Regions from separate parts of the Homo sapiens genome. Here region 1 is linked to region 2. A link is an interaction called in ENCODE POLR2A ChIA-PET data of the cell type or tissue named here. Cell type or tissue: B cell. All regions are shown on one strand. Links, peaks and the distances in the headings refer to the core of each region. The heading gives the core; the rest is flanking DNA. Region 1 has its middle 110 kb from the start of DLEU1-AS1. Region 2 has its middle 51 kb from the start of DLEU7-AS1.

Evidence for each region. Peaks named below come from ENCODE experiments on the same cell type or tissue, not always from the same donor. Only the 100,000 strongest peaks of a DNase experiment are listed, where the experiment ranks them.
Region 1: POLR2A ChIA-PET joins it to region 2 with 5 read pairs; 2 of 35 experiments call an interaction of 5 or more read pairs at or near these places.

The regions. Positions count from the first base shown.
Region 1 is chr13:50,632,553-50,640,893 of GRCh38, reverse strand. No RefSeq gene overlaps it. Among named protein-coding and RNA genes, the nearest start is that of DLEU1-AS1, 110 kb to the right of the region's middle. RefSeq lists enhancers at 4,527-4,821, 5,218-5,417 and a silencer at 4,527-4,821. In B cell, for the core only: no CTCF peak of the experiment used is centred there; DNase peaks (open chromatin) are centred at 4,743 and 5,163; H3K27ac peaks cover 2,574 bases.
Region 2 is chr13:50,752,809-50,761,149 of GRCh38, reverse strand. It overlaps a transcript of DLEU7 not described here. Among named protein-coding and RNA genes, the nearest start is that of DLEU7-AS1, 51 kb to the left of the region's middle. RefSeq lists enhancers at 4,648-4,757, 4,788-4,837, 4,868-4,917. In B cell, for the core only: no CTCF peak of the experiment used is centred there; a DNase peak (open chromatin) is centred at 4,879; H3K27ac peaks cover 1,132 bases.

The DNA.
Region 1 (8,341 bases), core at 167-8,166, 120 kb after region 2:
CTAAATCTAAAGTAAAAGTTGAAAAAGAAAATAAAGACATTAAAATACCTTCTTCAGAATTAGTTATTCCCCATTTTTCTACTTTGAGTCTATTTATTATGGAAAAAAACATCACTAGGACCATTCTTTTTTTTGGAAGGTATTTGTCATCTGTCATAAATCTGTATGGCTGGCTTTCAATAGGGACATTAATTTTAAAAACATGAATTATCTATTTGATATTCTTCCTATTCACCATTCTCTGCATTTGGAATACAAATTATGATGATTTAGTCATCCGTATTCTTTTTTTTTTTTTACCACAACCAGACAAGTTTGCCTAGAATTTTTTCTCTTCATTGGAAAATATTTTAATTTAGTACAACATAAAAATATTTGTCAAGTTGTATTTCAGAAAATCTTGAGGCAATTTTCTCTTGTTTGTCTCAATTCTGCCTGACATTCATTGTGCCCTTCAAGCAACAAGATAAAAGAACAATAGATTTTTAAAATAAATAAAAAGCTTTTCATTGTTGATGTTGATTTCTGTTGTCTTATAGAAATAGGAGGTCATAGAAGGCATAGTAAGTGGGGAAGTCAAAAGATCTTGGTCAAGTCTGCGTTCTATAATTGACTGTGTGACCTGGACAATTTGGTAAATTGAGCTTCACGTTTCTTGTCTGAAAATTAGATAACTGGTCTAGAATCAGTAACCCTCAAACTGTCTATTATTGTGAAATTTTATTTTAAGAAAAAAAAGATTAAGTATTGGAGGAAAGGAATCTCCAAATTTAAGGCAGATAAAACCAGAACTGCCCTGTAAGAGGTAAAAAGAAGCCTATTCAACTGCCTTTTTTCATTCTGTGGTGGCCTCTGCTTTCTCTGAGGAGACCTGTTGTTTGAAATGCAGCCAGGAGACCACTGGCCTAGAAGATATCCATGTTTCTTTCAGCTTCAAAGGTTGAGATTCCACTCGAACTGAGCTAACAGAGCTTAGATATGTGTTTACCTGTGAAATAGAATCTGACCTCAAGAAGCTCCTCCACCCAGCTAATAGGTGGTTTGGAAAGAAAAGAAATCACATAGGTTAAGAAGGAAGGTATTAAAAAAATAAGTTCTAATTTCAAGAGAAAAAATAATTTTAGATAAAAGAATATAGGATCAGGAAAAGAAGGTGTGATTTGAGGACAAGGGAGGTAGAGAACATTTTAAAAAGTAAGCACAAAGCTAGCAGCCATTATTAATAAATTGTAAAGGCAAGTCATCCTATATTTTTTTCTGCCACAAATGACACCATGGATGACTGACGCTACAGGTTCTAACTATGTTCATAAGGTCAGGGCTGCCTGAACTCCAAGACAGCAATAAACAGACCAAGAAAAGCTTCCAGGAAAGTTGAGGGCAGGAAAGATACACTTTCTTCTTCTTGTCTGCCCTTCTCCCACCCAGCCCCTATCAAACTCGACGCAAGATTCCAAATTCAAGATGTTTCCAAATGACAGGAAAAAGGAGATCTTCTGAATCAATTTGAAAATGAAAGATAATTTAAATTATTCAGAAATGCTTTCAAGTTATTCCAGAAATATGTTAGAGCACTATGTGATGAAGCAGTCCTGATAGCCCACTGCGTATGTCTCCTAACTGAGGGATATTAAGTGCTATGTCATAAAGGACTGAAAGCTGCACCTCAAACATGATGCAGCTTCCTGTTGTGCCCATTTTTGTGATGGCAAGTTATTTAAAAAGCAATTTTTTATCTTTATATAATATGCATATTATTATGGAGCAGAATGCAGTATTTACTTTTTTTAAAATATTCAATTGTGAGACTTTAATGATATCTAGCACACATGACAGGTTCTCACCACTGTGTGCCCTCATTCACTCTCTTCCCCATTAGGCATATGTCTTTTGATGGCACAACATCAATGATACCCTACCCCTTCAAGGGATCTGGTATGTCTGTTATAGAAAGCAAACCTCTCTAATGTAAAACAGTTTGAGGGCAATCAGGGCAACATCATATACACAAAGAGAAATAATCAATTGGATCTTTGCATCTATCACATGTTCAACATGTGTTCTCAAAATAGGAAGAATTTTCCAGCATGTAATCATCCTTTTGGGCATTATCAGACTTTTAGATATCACAGGAGTAACTTAGCATTTCTACATGTAAAGATTTTTATCCATTAATTTCTCATAATTCTATAAAGCAAAATAAAAAATTTATAAAAAGCAATCCCAAAGCATAGAAAATAAAATGGAGCCTCTGAGCTTAAATCTAAATGTTGTCACTTGGAATAATTCTTTTCTTTGTGGTCAAGCCTACCTTGGTTGCCAACTTGACTCAAAATAAAAGAACTATTTCAAGTGATTTTAAAATTCAGTAACTGGTATGTTCTTGCCACTGCACTCCAGCTTGGATGACAGTGAGCCTCTGTCTCTGAAAAAAAAAAAAAAAATCGGTAATTGGGATATATCCTACAGTCAAAACAACTACAAAAAAAAAAAAAGAAAAGAAAATCTTAAACTGTTTTCAGAAATCATAGTGTTGGTAGTAGTTTTGGTATTGTTATTCTAAAACTGTTTCAGAGACATGGTAAGATAGAAAAAATGGGTGGGTAATTATATGATATTCTAATTCCATCAATCCCACTGTCATAGAAAACTTAGATACTTAGCACAGAGAAAGGAGATATAGATGGAAGATAAAAAAAATAAGACTCTACAGAACTAAATTTGCACTGGAAGTCTCAATATGAACTCTCAATATATTTCATGCTAAAAAAAATCCCAAGAAACAATGAACAACCTAGTAACAATGAATGCTCCCAGTTTCTAGACTGTGGCCCACATACCATTTTTCAGTAAAAGAAACCAAGATTCTCAAGAGAAATATGATTCTAGATCTGAAATACACAAGATGAATCAAATGATTCAAAAGCCAACTCAAATAGGCTCCCACTGGCCAAAGATGTGACATTTATGCATTCAAAAGAACAAAGACGGCCGGGCGCAGTGGCTCACGCCTGTAATCCCAGCACTTTGGGAGGCCGAGGTGGGTGGATCACGAGGTCAGGAGATCGAGATCATCCTGGCTAACACAGTGAAACCCCGTCTCTACTAAAAATACAAAAAAATTAGCCTGGCGTGGTGGCGGGTGCCTGTGGTCCCAGCTATTCGGGAGGCTGAGGCAGGAGAATGGCGTGAACCTGGCAGGCGGAGCTTGCAGTGAGCCGAGATCATGCCACTGCACTCCAGCCTGGGCAACAGAGCAAGACTCCATCTCAAAAAAAAAAAAAAAATAGCACAAAGACTGCAATTAGCTAAAAGATGCAAAATATATTTAAATTCATGACTTCATAATTTTTTTAAAAAAACTCAGTAGTTATCTTCAAATATTTTTCATTATTGAAAACAGACAAATTAAGGGAGAGAATCAAGCACCTATCCTGTCTTCCCCATTAGAAACAGCTCTGAATAACATAACGGTCAATCAGGGAAAGTTTCTCTTTATAGAAGTTATTATTCTGGCTAATAAATGAAGAAGTAACATAGACTAACACCATTTAAAAAATCCCTAATGAATTAACAGAGAACCATATTAATTAATGCCACAAGGATACAATTGACAAAATCCAAACTGTGGGAAACCTTGGCTTATTCAACAGATAAATTGAAAGGACTACATAACAAGAGGTGGAAATAGAACTTATTAATTAATAAAGACTTAGGAACATATCCACTAGTCACAAGATTTCCAGTGATCTCACAAATATAATTTTTAAAGTTTGGTTTATTTGAATCCCGTTTCAAAGAAACTGAACTTTAAAAATTGTATTTATGAGACCACTGGAAATTTGAATACCGAGTTCTCTAATCAGCAGAAACAGATCTAATCAGCAGAAATGGATACTGAAGATTATTCTGAAAATACAGCCCATAAGGAGTTTGCAGAAATCCTTGGGAGGGTAATAGACTTCCCATGATCTATGGGAGGGCTATTGCAGTTCCAAAAGCTTATGTCTAGGTCCTTCCACCCCATAAGCCCTAATACATGCATTAATCACCCTTTTTCACCCTAAGTGACCAAATAACTGATCTGAGGAAGCACCCAGGAGGCTTGGGATATACTCCTGATTGTCATTAGTTACCACATGACTTACGACCGGCACTCAATTTATTTGGTCCTCAGTTACCACATTGGTACAATGAGAATAGCTTCAGGTTCTAAACATGACAATGATTCTATTCTAACTCGTGGTGTTGTGAATTGGTGCAAGGGGTGGGTAACCAGCAGCGAGCAGACTGAAACTCACAAATAGGTCCGCAGGTGATGTGTCCTTTCTTGTGTTGGCATCCCCAGAGAGGCGGACTATGGCCAGAGCAGCGACAAACACACTGAGGGGCCTTGCGGCAAGGGAGACATCCCACTTCCTGTTGTTTTCCATCGTTATAGGAGTGGGGTCTGTCTCTGAATTACAGCCTCTTGGTGTGAGAGCAGTCTGAGAAAATCAATATTTTGGGCTCAGCTACTAAGCTGCCTGAGCTTAGGTTCTAGCTGTTTAGGGGATTGCTAGGAAATGCCAGAGGCTCAGCACCTGGAGGCTTTAGGGGTCCTAAACCTGTGGGAAGTTAGTTTGAGACAGCCACTCCCACTGGAGAAAGGAATGTCCCTGGTCCTATGAGAACTTGTAGCCTCTCCTAGGAGAGGTGGGGCTTTCAGGCTACCTTGGTTGCCAGGCAACCCAGAGAAAGCTCTCAGGCCAGGGTAATTTACATACTCATTCTGCTTGTCTCCACAATTAGGTATCTATGTGGGTAATTTACTTAAACAAAGTTTGACATTTATTCATATTGTTACCAAGCAAAAGGCCTTGCTGCCTGAAGTGCTAGAAACCAATACTATGACACTGGGGTTTTGAGAAAATAAAAGCTTTTTATTGTAGGTCGACCAACAAGGGGACAGAAGTTCAGCTCAAATCTGTCTCCTTGTGCTGACTTTAAGGCAGTATTTTTATTAGAAAAGGGTTAGGGGTGGATTCTGAGATTAACTGGTGATTGGTGGAAGGAAAGGGGAGATCCAGAAAATCCTTGGCACACACAGTTATCTCTGCACGCTTCCTCATGGGTCACATGTTGCAAATTTGGGGGAAGTTAGTGTGAAACATGCAGTGGAAATTTGGGTTGTGACATCAGCAAGCTCGTTCTGCACTGACTCCATTTGGCCATATTGGTTCCAACTGATTTCAGCTAGGTTTGTTATGTTGCAAGCAGAGGGAGTTTCCGCATTTCAGCAAGTTTTTTCTTTTCTTATCTAGTCACTGGTTTCTTTAACTGTTTGGGTCACAGTTTCAATAATACAAAATGTCTTGAGTTTCTAGCATGAGAGAGGAACAAGAGACACAGCAATGAAGAGGCCAGATGGCTCATGGAATTTTCATTCTAGACTATGACATCTCCAAAGTGTCTATAATTTTCTATTCATTTCCCTATGTTTGCTGTAATGCTTTGCCCTAAAGATACAAAAGGGTATGGATTCTTCACTGCATTTTCTCTTATCTCTATCTCTCTGTAACATTTCTTCTTCTGTAAAGGGAACAGATTGGAATTGACAGACTCTAAGGATCTTTTCAGGGCAGAAGTCTTGTTATATGAACGTTACGGTAATTAAAAAGACACCTGGGAAAGAGTCATATGAAAACTGAACTCAGAAGGAGAGCCCTAGGTGGAGGACAATGGGGAACTGGAATTTCTTTGCCCTGATTTCAGAAGCTTCCAGTTGTTTCTGAGATAGCTCTTGAAAAATTGCTGTTAACCTGGTACTCTCTAGTCATAAACATGCTCAGACTTAGGAAGTAGAGTCACAGATGAGGTTCCACAAAATTATAGCGATGCGGGATAGGATACAGGCATGTCAAGACAATGTGACTTTGAAAAGATGATAAGGCCTTTAAGGCCTGGAAGCACCTGATGTGACCAGATCAGAAGGTAATCTTTGGAAATTGAATCCTATCTTATATATCTGTGTTTCTCCCCCATTGATTTTCCTTGAGAATTAATTAAATTCTGAGAGTGCTCTCAGCCTATCACAGCTATGCTAAAGGGAGCCAATGATATTATTCCTACTCAGATTAACTGGGGCATACAATTTTATATTTTGAGGTAAAAGCAAGGCTCTCCACCCCACAGCATCCCAAAGTGCCATGGTCAGCCTCTGCACTCCTGTTAGAGTTTACTCTATACTCTCCAGACCAGGAGCCCCCAACCCCAGGGCCACAGACTGGTACTGGTCTGTGGCCTGTTAGGAACTGGGCCACACAGCAGGAGGTGAGTGACAGGTGAGTGAGAGAAGCTTCATCTGTATTTACAGCTGCTCCTCATAGCTTGCATTACCACCTGAGCCCTGACTCCTGTCAGATCAGCAGGCAGCATTAGATTCTCATAGGAGTGCAAACCCTATTGTGAACTGTGTATGCGAGGGATCTCGGTTGCATGCTCCTCATGAGAGTCTAATGCCTGATGATCTGTCACTGTCTCCCATCACCCCGACATGGGACCACCTAGTTGCAGGAAAACAAGCTCAGGGCTCCCACTGATTCTACATTATGTCAGATTGTATAATTGTTTCATTATATATCACAATGTAATAATAATGGAAATAAAGTGTACAATAAACCAGAATGCACTTGAATCATCCTGAAACCATCTCCCCACCCCGGGTCCATGGAAAAATTGCCTTCCACGAAACTGGCCCCTGGTGCCAAAAAGGCTGGAGACTGCTGCTCTAGATACTCTCTCACTTGAACATATAGAATTATCAGATGGGGCAACTCTGCTCTACCAGGACAGGTTTCCCAAACTCCAAATGCAGAGAAGGAATGGCTGGGGGTCTAGAATCTTTTCCCTCACAAGACTTCAGAACTCTTTCTGCAAACTTCTTCACTTCGTCTCTGAGCTTTGTGTACTAACAGAAAACTAAGGTGATGGAAAAGGGCAAGGAACTAAGACAGGTGACAGAAAAGGGCAAACAGCGTGTGCTCACCTTGCACTTGCTCAACTGAGAAGGTTCAGCCAAGGGACTCATGAAGAACAGAAGGTATCTAACCCAAAGTGGCTTTTGACTTTTCCTAGACTGAAAGGAGCTGGCAACTCCACCAGCTAAACATGGATTTAGGCACAGACTCATCATCCAGCATTCTGTCACCCACTCCAGGGCCTGACCAGCACACTTAAGGAGGTTCCATGGAAGTGACCAGGGTGTGGAGAAAAAGCAGAGTGGAAGGCAGAGTGGGTGCTGGACCAGCTGGTCTCTAGACTGCAGAGCTATGAGACTTCCTGGCAGTCTTAAGTCTTAGAGCATTGGCGTTTCATTTCATTTAGAGGCCGACTTCTTCCACATCATCTTCAGAAACAGGAAAGGAAGCTGGGCACTGTGGCTTATACCTGTAATCCCAGATGCTCAGGAGGTTGAGGCAGGAGGATCACTTGAGGCCAGGAGTTTGAGACCACCCTGAGCACATAGCAAGACCCCATCTCTATTTTACACACACACACACACACACACACACACACACACACTAAAAATAAACTTCAAATATTAAAAATGGGAAAGGATTGTGTTCTCTTTACTCTCTCTGTCATCTCTGACTACATTATACTTTTATAATTAGTGAACCACAAAATAATCACATAGCTTCAACAGGAAGTTGAAGATGTAAAGGAATTCTTTAGAAAACAATGAGTTTTGCAACATGAATAATTTTCTCCAAATTCTTCTGATTCTAAGTCCCCATTTTCCCTACATATCTGTAGTTGGACTGTTTTAATGAGGCAATGGAAACCTATTGCAGGTGTTTGATCTGGGGGTAGACCTAGGATCTGTCTTCTTTTAAGTAGAACATTGTGCTAATGCCTACAAGGTTAAAGGCTCAGAAGTGTAATCTCCATAAAGGGACCTCTGAGCTGGGAATGTGGTTGTGAACTTACTTGGACAACCTTGGATAACCTTGAAAGACGTATTCTAAACTTGCCCACTTAGGAAGTTGCCTACTTGAAGCACTCGCCCATCTGTAAGTTGGGATAATTCTTGTCCTATTTATTACACAGAGATGTATATATTGTTCCAGCTGTAAATCAAAATGGATGCTCTCATATGAGGAAGGGGAAAGACAGCACCAATGGGAAGCTGACTGCAACTTCAGAAAATGAAGGAGAGTAAGTTTGTAAAGCATTGAAGGGAAGTGATGAAGACACAAGATACTGCTGGGTGGAAAAGCAGGAACAGCCATGTGCAGGGCAACAAGAGATTGATTAAAAAGATAGAATATGCCTCTTTTTGGTACTAGCTGTCTGGTGG
Region 2 (8,341 bases), core at 34-8,033:
TTTTTCTGAGCAAGGACGGGATCCCCAGTGGACAATTCAGTCTTTCATGGTCTCTCACAACACAATCCAGGTGTGTTTCTCCTTCAGGCAAATACAGTGTGGACCACATGGCCTCCCCCATCCAGTGGCTGCACCATCCAAGTCACTTTCACAAGAAAAGGAGAGATGGAGGAGACATGCTGTTCTTGACTGCTTCTACTTGGAAATACCACAAATTTTCATTGCCCCAAATGAATCATAGGCCCCACTCTGACTGCCAGGGGTATCTGATGAGGCTGAATTCTCTTTGACACATTTAAGCCATCAAGATTTCAGGCTTATTTGCTATCATACCATAGCCTAACCTATACTGGCTAATGTATTTACTAAATTTATAAACAATATATGAACATTTTCTTAAATTTAAGATTCATCACATTTAGAAATTTGCTTGATTAAATTTTCAGTAAATACTTACATGCATGGGAAGTTTTACTATTAGAAAATTGGGCCAGGCACAGTGGCTCACGCCTGTAATCCCAACACTTGGGAAGCCACGGCAGAAGGATCACTTGAGGCCAGGAGTTTGAGACCAGCCTGGTCAACATAGCAAGACCCTCATCTCTACAAAAAATACAAAAGTTAGCCAGACCTGGTGGCACATGCCTGTAATCCTAGCGACTTGTGAGGCTGAGGCAGGAGGATTGCTTGAGCCCACGAGTTTGAGGCTGCTGTGAACTATGATCATGCCAGTGAACTCCAGCCTGGGCAACAGAGTGAGACCCTGTCCCTGCCCTCCCATTGCCCCCAGCTCCCACCAAAAAAAAGAATACTGAAGTGCTTAAAAGTACTTATATTTGTAAGTGTAATTGAAAGTATTCAAAGATGTTTAATTAGCTTGCTTTATAAAATGAGACCAAATATTATTCAAGGGATCCTTAACTGTGATTGCTAAAATTTGGCAGAAGTTTTTATTTTACAAGTAAAATAGGATTTATAAGATGAACACAAAAGCCTAAATATGAATTGCATTTTTAAATATAGAGCTTGAATAAATCTAACATTGCTGTCTAAAAACCAGACCAAACCCCTGAATGATCTTTTGTATGCATAAAGTGTATACTCAAGAATACGTAAAAGACCTCATATTTAGCAATTTGCTATGGAACCAGGTAGAGCTGACACTGACTGATGAGCTACATGGGGGGTCACTATCCAAGGAATAGTAGGATCTCAGAAGGGAGGGTCCAAAGGATGGAAGGTGGCTGGCAGAGGGAAGAGAGAATTTGCAGGACTGGGCTCCAGGAGAGAAGTTCTTGCTGTGGAGGGGTGGCCAAAGAGTGTACGTGGAGATCCAGGGTAACTCAGAGAAGTCACAGAAGCCCCCTGAGTTCTTAGCACACTGAGAATCTAAAATAGGTCCAATATTTCCCTCACGGGTCACTTCTTCCACTGGGTCACTTCCTCTGCTGACTCCCTTCCTGGTGTTTTTCCACTGGGAAAGAATGGATCTAAGAGAGTGACACTGGGGGCCACCTGACTAGCTGAATAAGAAGACTACTATCACTACTGTGCCCTTCTGCCCTGATCTATTCATGATAAGGGCTAAATAAGAATAAGCCCTTACATGTGCATAGGACTTTAGAGTGTACAAAGTGCTTCATAAAACTCCCAAAACTTATTCATTTAACTTTCACTATAGACCTCTGAAGTCTTTATTTCTGCCACACATTTAGTTCCATCCCTAGTTTACACACATGGAATCAAAATCTCATAAACTTCTAAATCTGTGGGAGGCCTAAGAGATCATTGGGATCAAGCCATTCTTCCAGTAGATGAAGGAACCAAGACCCATAATAGTTAAGTGATTTTACTGAAGCCATACAGCTAGTATGTTATGTCAGTCAGATATTTTTGTGTTTGTTTCTTTGTTCCTTCCAGATATCTCTAAATGAAGCTGATAGACTAGGCTTAAAATGGAAAATATGTATATGGGGGGAGTGGAAAAGGAGGTTACAAAGATGAGGAATAAATCAACCCCTGTCTAAGGGAATGTGTTTGCAAATTGGATGAACTAGTTTGAAATGAATTTTCAAAGGAATTCCGATTTTCTTGTGGTAGCTAATGATTGAAGAATCTCAGTGACACTAGTTCAAGACATTCTCCATTGAGGATTACACATTAAAATATTTGGAAATGGGGGCTGTGGTAAGCCTAAGATGGGCTCCAATTATCCTTGCTTCCTTCTGCAATCTTCTCCCCTTGAATGTGGGCTGGACATAGTGACTCACTTCCAGTGAATAGAAAACAATAGCTAAGTAAAGGAGTGCCACTCCTGAGATTTAGTCATAAAAAGACTATGGCTTCTTTCTTGAGTATCCTCTTTCTCCTTCTCTCTCATCCCTCACTCTGGAGAAAGCCAGTTGTGTTTATAGTCAGCCCTGTGGAGAGGTTCATGTGACAAGGAACTGAGGGAGGCCTTCAGCCAACAGTGGGAAATAGAGCCCTCTGTCCAACTGCCCATGAGGCCTGGCAACCAGCAGGTAAGTGGGCTTAGAGCTGACTTCCCCCGGTGGAGTCTTCAGTGGAGACCACAGCCCCACAGCCCCAGCCCTAAGTGACTGCTTAACTGCAGCTTCATGAAAGCTACTGAGCCAGAGGCACCCAGCTGAGAAATACTGGGATTCCTGACTCACGGAAACTGTGAATACTGTGAAACTGACATAATAAATTTTTTTTACACTGCTCACTTTGGGGGCCATTTGTTATGCAGCAGTGGATAACTAATACAAGAGTGAAATAAGGACAAAAGAAACCTTAATTAACTGGTTATCTTCTCACTTTGATCAATGTGTACCACAGTCTTAAAGACACATTTTGGAGTGTTTTTAACGTTTCTTTAGCACTGTTAACAATAAGCTTCCAAATCACAAAATTCAAAAATTATCTATTTTCCCCATTAAACATGTTGCTTGCTCCAATTATGGTTAAAAATACATCTTGGGGCCAGGTGTAGTGACTCACACCTGTAATTCTACCACTTTGGGAGGCTGAGGTGGGAGGATTGCTTAAGGCCAGCAATTTGAGACCAACCTGGGCAACATAGCTAAACCTCATCTCAAAAAAAAAAAAAAAAAAAAAAAAATCTTGGTAATGAAAATAATACTGGGGACCAAGTTAGGTATAAAATATATTTCACACTTACCATATTTAGATGCAAGGTCTAGAAGAATTGTTCTGAAGATATGATGGAGTTGGTATTTTAGGTGTAAATCACTGCCTGAATCAGAGTGCTTCTCTCTTTCCTGGAGGCCACTCCTCAGCAGCTGGTTAGCCCTGGAAAGTTCTCAAGGAGCCCCTGCACTTTTGCTAACATCACATTGCTTATTTGAAGAGCTGTGGATATGCCTGAAAAAGATATAACAAATTCCTATTTTATAATCACATTTAGAAAGAGAAACATTTCCATATTCTATCCCCTACCCATCCACTCAGCCTGTGATCAAGTTCAGCCTGAAAGATGGAGGTTTAGAGGAAAATAGAAATCGATTGCAGTAACAAGCATGACGAATAGTGTGCCAGGAGAAACAAACCTAGACTGAAGGTGTGAGCGCTCGAGTTTACAAAGTCAAGTTTTGCATTGGTTTGGCTGGTGGGGAAACTCTAGAATGCCATGCAGCAGAAATGAAAAAGTAACATCTCAGAATCTCTGATCATTTTGGATGTCTATCAATAAACCTAGCATGGCAGATTAGCAGAGAATAAGTCAAGAAGAATTATGACCAGAGAAGATTAATTGAAGTCAAGGTTCCTATGACTAAATTTGTTTATATCTGGGTGCTGAGTTAGAAGCCCAACTAGTTCGTCTGCCTCACTTTTGTGTTGCTAATTTCTTTAAAAAAACAACAACAACAAAAGATCATCATTGCAGATGGGAGGCAGGACTAGATTGCAGCTCTGACTCAGATGGACAGAGCAGTGTGCAGAGGCTTGCATCATGAATTTTAGCTCCAGAATGACAAGAATAAACCAGAAATCCTGAGAGGATCCACAGACCCTCTGAAAGAAGCGGACTGCTCCTGCAGGACCTGGAAGACACTGTAAATACTGTGAGTGCCCAAACTGCAGAAGTGGGAAAGGGAAACCCTCCGCTCCTGAACACACACCCTCACTGGAGTAAATAAAAGAAGGCTTAATTTGCGGGAGAAGTTTCCAACCTTACCTGGAGCTCAGCCAATTTAGAGAGCCCAGCAAAATACAGGGGTAGAGGAAGCAGCGGGAAAGGCCCCAGGAGCTCGCTGGGTCCCCAAGCAGGCTATTCCTGCCTGGCATGACAGGGATCCTTCGGGAGGGCAGCCAGAGGTATGGGGGAAAACACCACAGGAAGAAGGAAGTCTCCAGCTGAAATTTGAAAAAATTTGAACCCAGAAAGAAGCTTCCTGGCCGGAAATCAGGGGAGGGTGCAAATCTGGTGTGTAGACTCCACAGGCAGGGGAAGAACAAAAGCTGTGTTCTTTCACAGCTGGGAGGCAGGTAGCCTGGGGCAAGTTCTCAAGCCCTGCTCGGCCCACTGCCTGGAAACAGCCTCAGGGTTGTTAGCGGGTCACAGTGAGAGGGAGACCGGCCCTCTGAATTGTGTGGGAGCTGAATGAGGCCTGTGACTGTCGGCTTTCCCCCACTTCCCTGACAACCTGCATGACTCAGCAGAGGCAGCCATAATCTTTCTAGGTACACAACTCCATTGACCTGGGAACCTCACCCTCATCTCCCACAGCAGCCACAGCAAGACCCATCGAAGGAGAGTCTGAGCTCAGACATGCCTAGTCCTGCCCCTACCTGATGGGCCTTCCCTATTCACTCTGGCAGCTGAAGACAAAGGGCGTATACTCTTGGGAGTTCTAGGGCCCCGCCCACCACCTGTTTCTCTCCATACTACCACAGCTGATGCTCTCTGGAAAGTGCCACCTCCTGGCAGGAGGCCAACCAGCACAAAAATAGAACATTAAACCACCAAAAAGCTAAGAACCCTCACAGAGTCCATTTCACCCCCCTGCAACCTCCACCAGAACAGGTGCTGGTATCCGTGGCTGAGAGACCCATAGACAGTTCACATCACAGGACTCTGTGCAGACAACCCCCAGTACCAGCCTGGAGGTGGGGAGACTTGCTGGGTGGCTAGACCCAGAAGAGAGATAACAATCATTGCAGCTTGGCTCACAAAAAGCCACATCCATAGGAAAAGGGGGAGAGTACTGCATCAAGGGAACACCCCATGGGACAAAAGAATCTGAACAACAGCCTTCAGCCCTAGACCTTGCCTCTGACGGAGCCTACCTAAATGAAAAGGAAGCAGAAAAACAACACTGGTAATATGGCAAAACAAAGTACAAAGTTCTTTAATACCGTGCCCCCCCCCTCAAAAAAAAATCACATTAGCTCACCAGCAATGGATACAAACCAAGAAGAAATCCCTGATTTACCTGGAAAAGAATTCAGGAGGTTAGTTATTAAGCTAATTGGGGAGGCACCAGAGAAAGGCGAAGCCCAATGCAAGGACATCTGAAAAGTGATACAAGAAGTGAAGGGAGAAATATTAAAGGAAATAGATAGCATAAAAAAAAGCAATAAAAACTTCAGGAAACATTGGACACATTTATAGAAATACAAAATGTTCTGGAAAGTCTCAGCAATAGAATTGAACAAGTAGAAGAACGAAATTCAGAGCTTAAAGACAAGGTCTTCAAATTAACCCAATATAACAAAGACAAAGAAAAAAGAATAAGAAAATATGAACAAAGCCTCCAAGAAGTCTGGGATTATGTTAAACAACCAAACCTAAGAATAATCGGTGTTCTTGAGGGAGAAGAGAAATCTAAGAGTTTGGAAAACATATTTGGGGGAATAATAGAGTAAAACTTTCCCAGCCTTGCTAGAGACATAGACATTCAAATACAAGAAGCACAAAGAACACCTGGGAAATTCATCACAAAAAGATCATCACCTACACACATTGTCATCAGGGTATCTAAAGTTAAGACGAAGGAAGGAATCTTAAGAGCTATGAGACAAAGGCACCAGTTAACCTATAAAGGAAAACCTATCAGACTAACAGCAGATTTCTCAACAGAAACCTTGCAAGCTAGAAGAGATTGGGGCCCTATCTTCAGCCTCCTCAAGCAAAACAATTTTCAGCCAAGAATTTTGTATCCAGTGAAGATAAGAATCACATATGAAGGAAAGATACAGTCTTTTTCAGACAAACAAATGCTGAGAGAATTCGCCACTACCAAACCACTACAACAAGAACTGCTAAAAGGAGCTCTAAATCTTGAAGCAAATCCTGGAAACACATCAAAACAGAACCTCTTTAAGGTATAAATCACACAGGACCTATAATACAAAAATACAATTTAAAAAGCAAAAACAAAAAAACCAAGGTACACAGCCAACAAATAGCACAATGAATGCAATGGTACTTCATATCTCAATACTAACACTGGATGTTAATGGCTTAAATGCTCCACTTAAAAGATACAGAACTGCAGAATAGATAAGAACTCACTGACCAACTATCTGCTGCTTTCAGGAGACTCACCTAACACATAAGGACTCACATAAACTTAAAGTAAAGGGGTGGAAAAAGGCATTTTATGCAAATGGACACCAAAAGGGAGCAGAGATAGCTATTCTTATTTCAGACAAAACAAACTTTGAAGCAGCAGCAGTTAAAAGAGACAAAGAGGGATATTATATAATGGTAAAAGGCCTTGTCCAACAGGAAAATATCACAATCCTAAACATATATGCATCTAACACTGGAGCTCCCAAATTTATAAAACAATTACTAATAGACCTAAGAAATGAGATAGACAGCAACACAATAATAGTGGGGGACTTCAATACTCCACTGATAGCACTAGACAGGTCGTCAAGACAGAAACTCAACAAGGAAACAATGGATTTAAACTACCTTGGAACAAATGGACTTAACAGATATATACAGAACATTTCATCCAATAATCGCAAATACACATTCTATTTAACAGCATATGGAACCTTCTTTAAGATAGACCATATGATAGGCCATAAAATAAGCTGGAATAAATTTAAGAAAATTGAAATTATATCAAGCACTCTCTCAGACCACAGTGGGAAAAAACTGGAAATCAACTCCAAAAGGAACCTTCAAAACCATGCAAATACATGGAAATTAAATAACCTGCTCCTGAATGAGCACTTGGTCAAAAAACGAAATCAAGATGGAAATTAAAAAATTCTTCAAACTGAACGACAATAATGACACTGAGAGGTGACAGTGTGCTGGCAGCCCTTGCAGCCCTCGCTCGCTCTTGGCACCTCTGCCTGGGCTCCCACTTTGGCGGCACTTGAGGAGCCTTTCAGCCTACCGCTGCACTGTGGGAGCCCCTTTCTGGGATGGTCAAGGCCTGAGCTGGCTCCCTCAGCTTGCAGGGAGGTGTGGAGGGAGAAGCCTGAGTGGGAACTGGGGCTGCGCACGGTGCTTGCGGGCCAGTGCGAGTTCCGGGTGGGCGTGGGCTCGGGGGACTCCACTCAGAGCAGCTGGCCTGCCCTGCTGGCCCCGGGCAATGAGGGGCTTAGCAACCGGGCCAGCGGCTGTGGAGGATGTACTGGGTCCCCCAGCAGAGCCGGCCCACCAGTGCTGTGCTCAATTTCTTGCCAGGCCTTAGCTGCCTTCCCACGGGGCAGGGCTCGGGGCCTGCAGCCCGCCATGCCTGAGCCTCCCACCCCCTCCGTGTGCTCCTGTGCAGCCCGAGCCTCCCCAACGAGCGCCGCCCCCTGCTCCAGGGCGCCCAGTCCCATTGACCACGCAAGGGCTGAGGAGTGCAGGTGCATGGCGTGGGACTGGCAGGCAGCTCCACCTGCAGCCCTGGTGCGGGATCCACTGGGTGAATCCAGCTGGGCTCCTGAGTCTGGTGGGGATGTGGAGAACCTTTATGTCTAGCTAAGGGATTGTAAATACACCAATCGGCACTCTGTATCTAGCTCAAGGTTTGTAAACACACCAATCAGCACTCTGTCTAGCTCAGGGTTTGTGAATGCACCAATCGACACTCTGTATCTAGGTACTGTGGTGGGGACTTGGAGAAACTTTGTGTCAACACTCTTTATGTAGCTAATCTGGTGGGGACGAGGAGAACCTTTGTGTCTAGCTCAGGGATTGTAAAGGCACCAATCAGTGCCCTGTCAAAACAGACCCCTTGGCTCTACCAATCAGCAGGATGTGGGTGGGGCCAGATAAGAGAATAAAAGCAGGCTGCCTGAGCCAGCAGTGGCAACCCGCTTGGGTCCCCTTCCACACTGTGGAAGCTTTGTTCTTTCACTC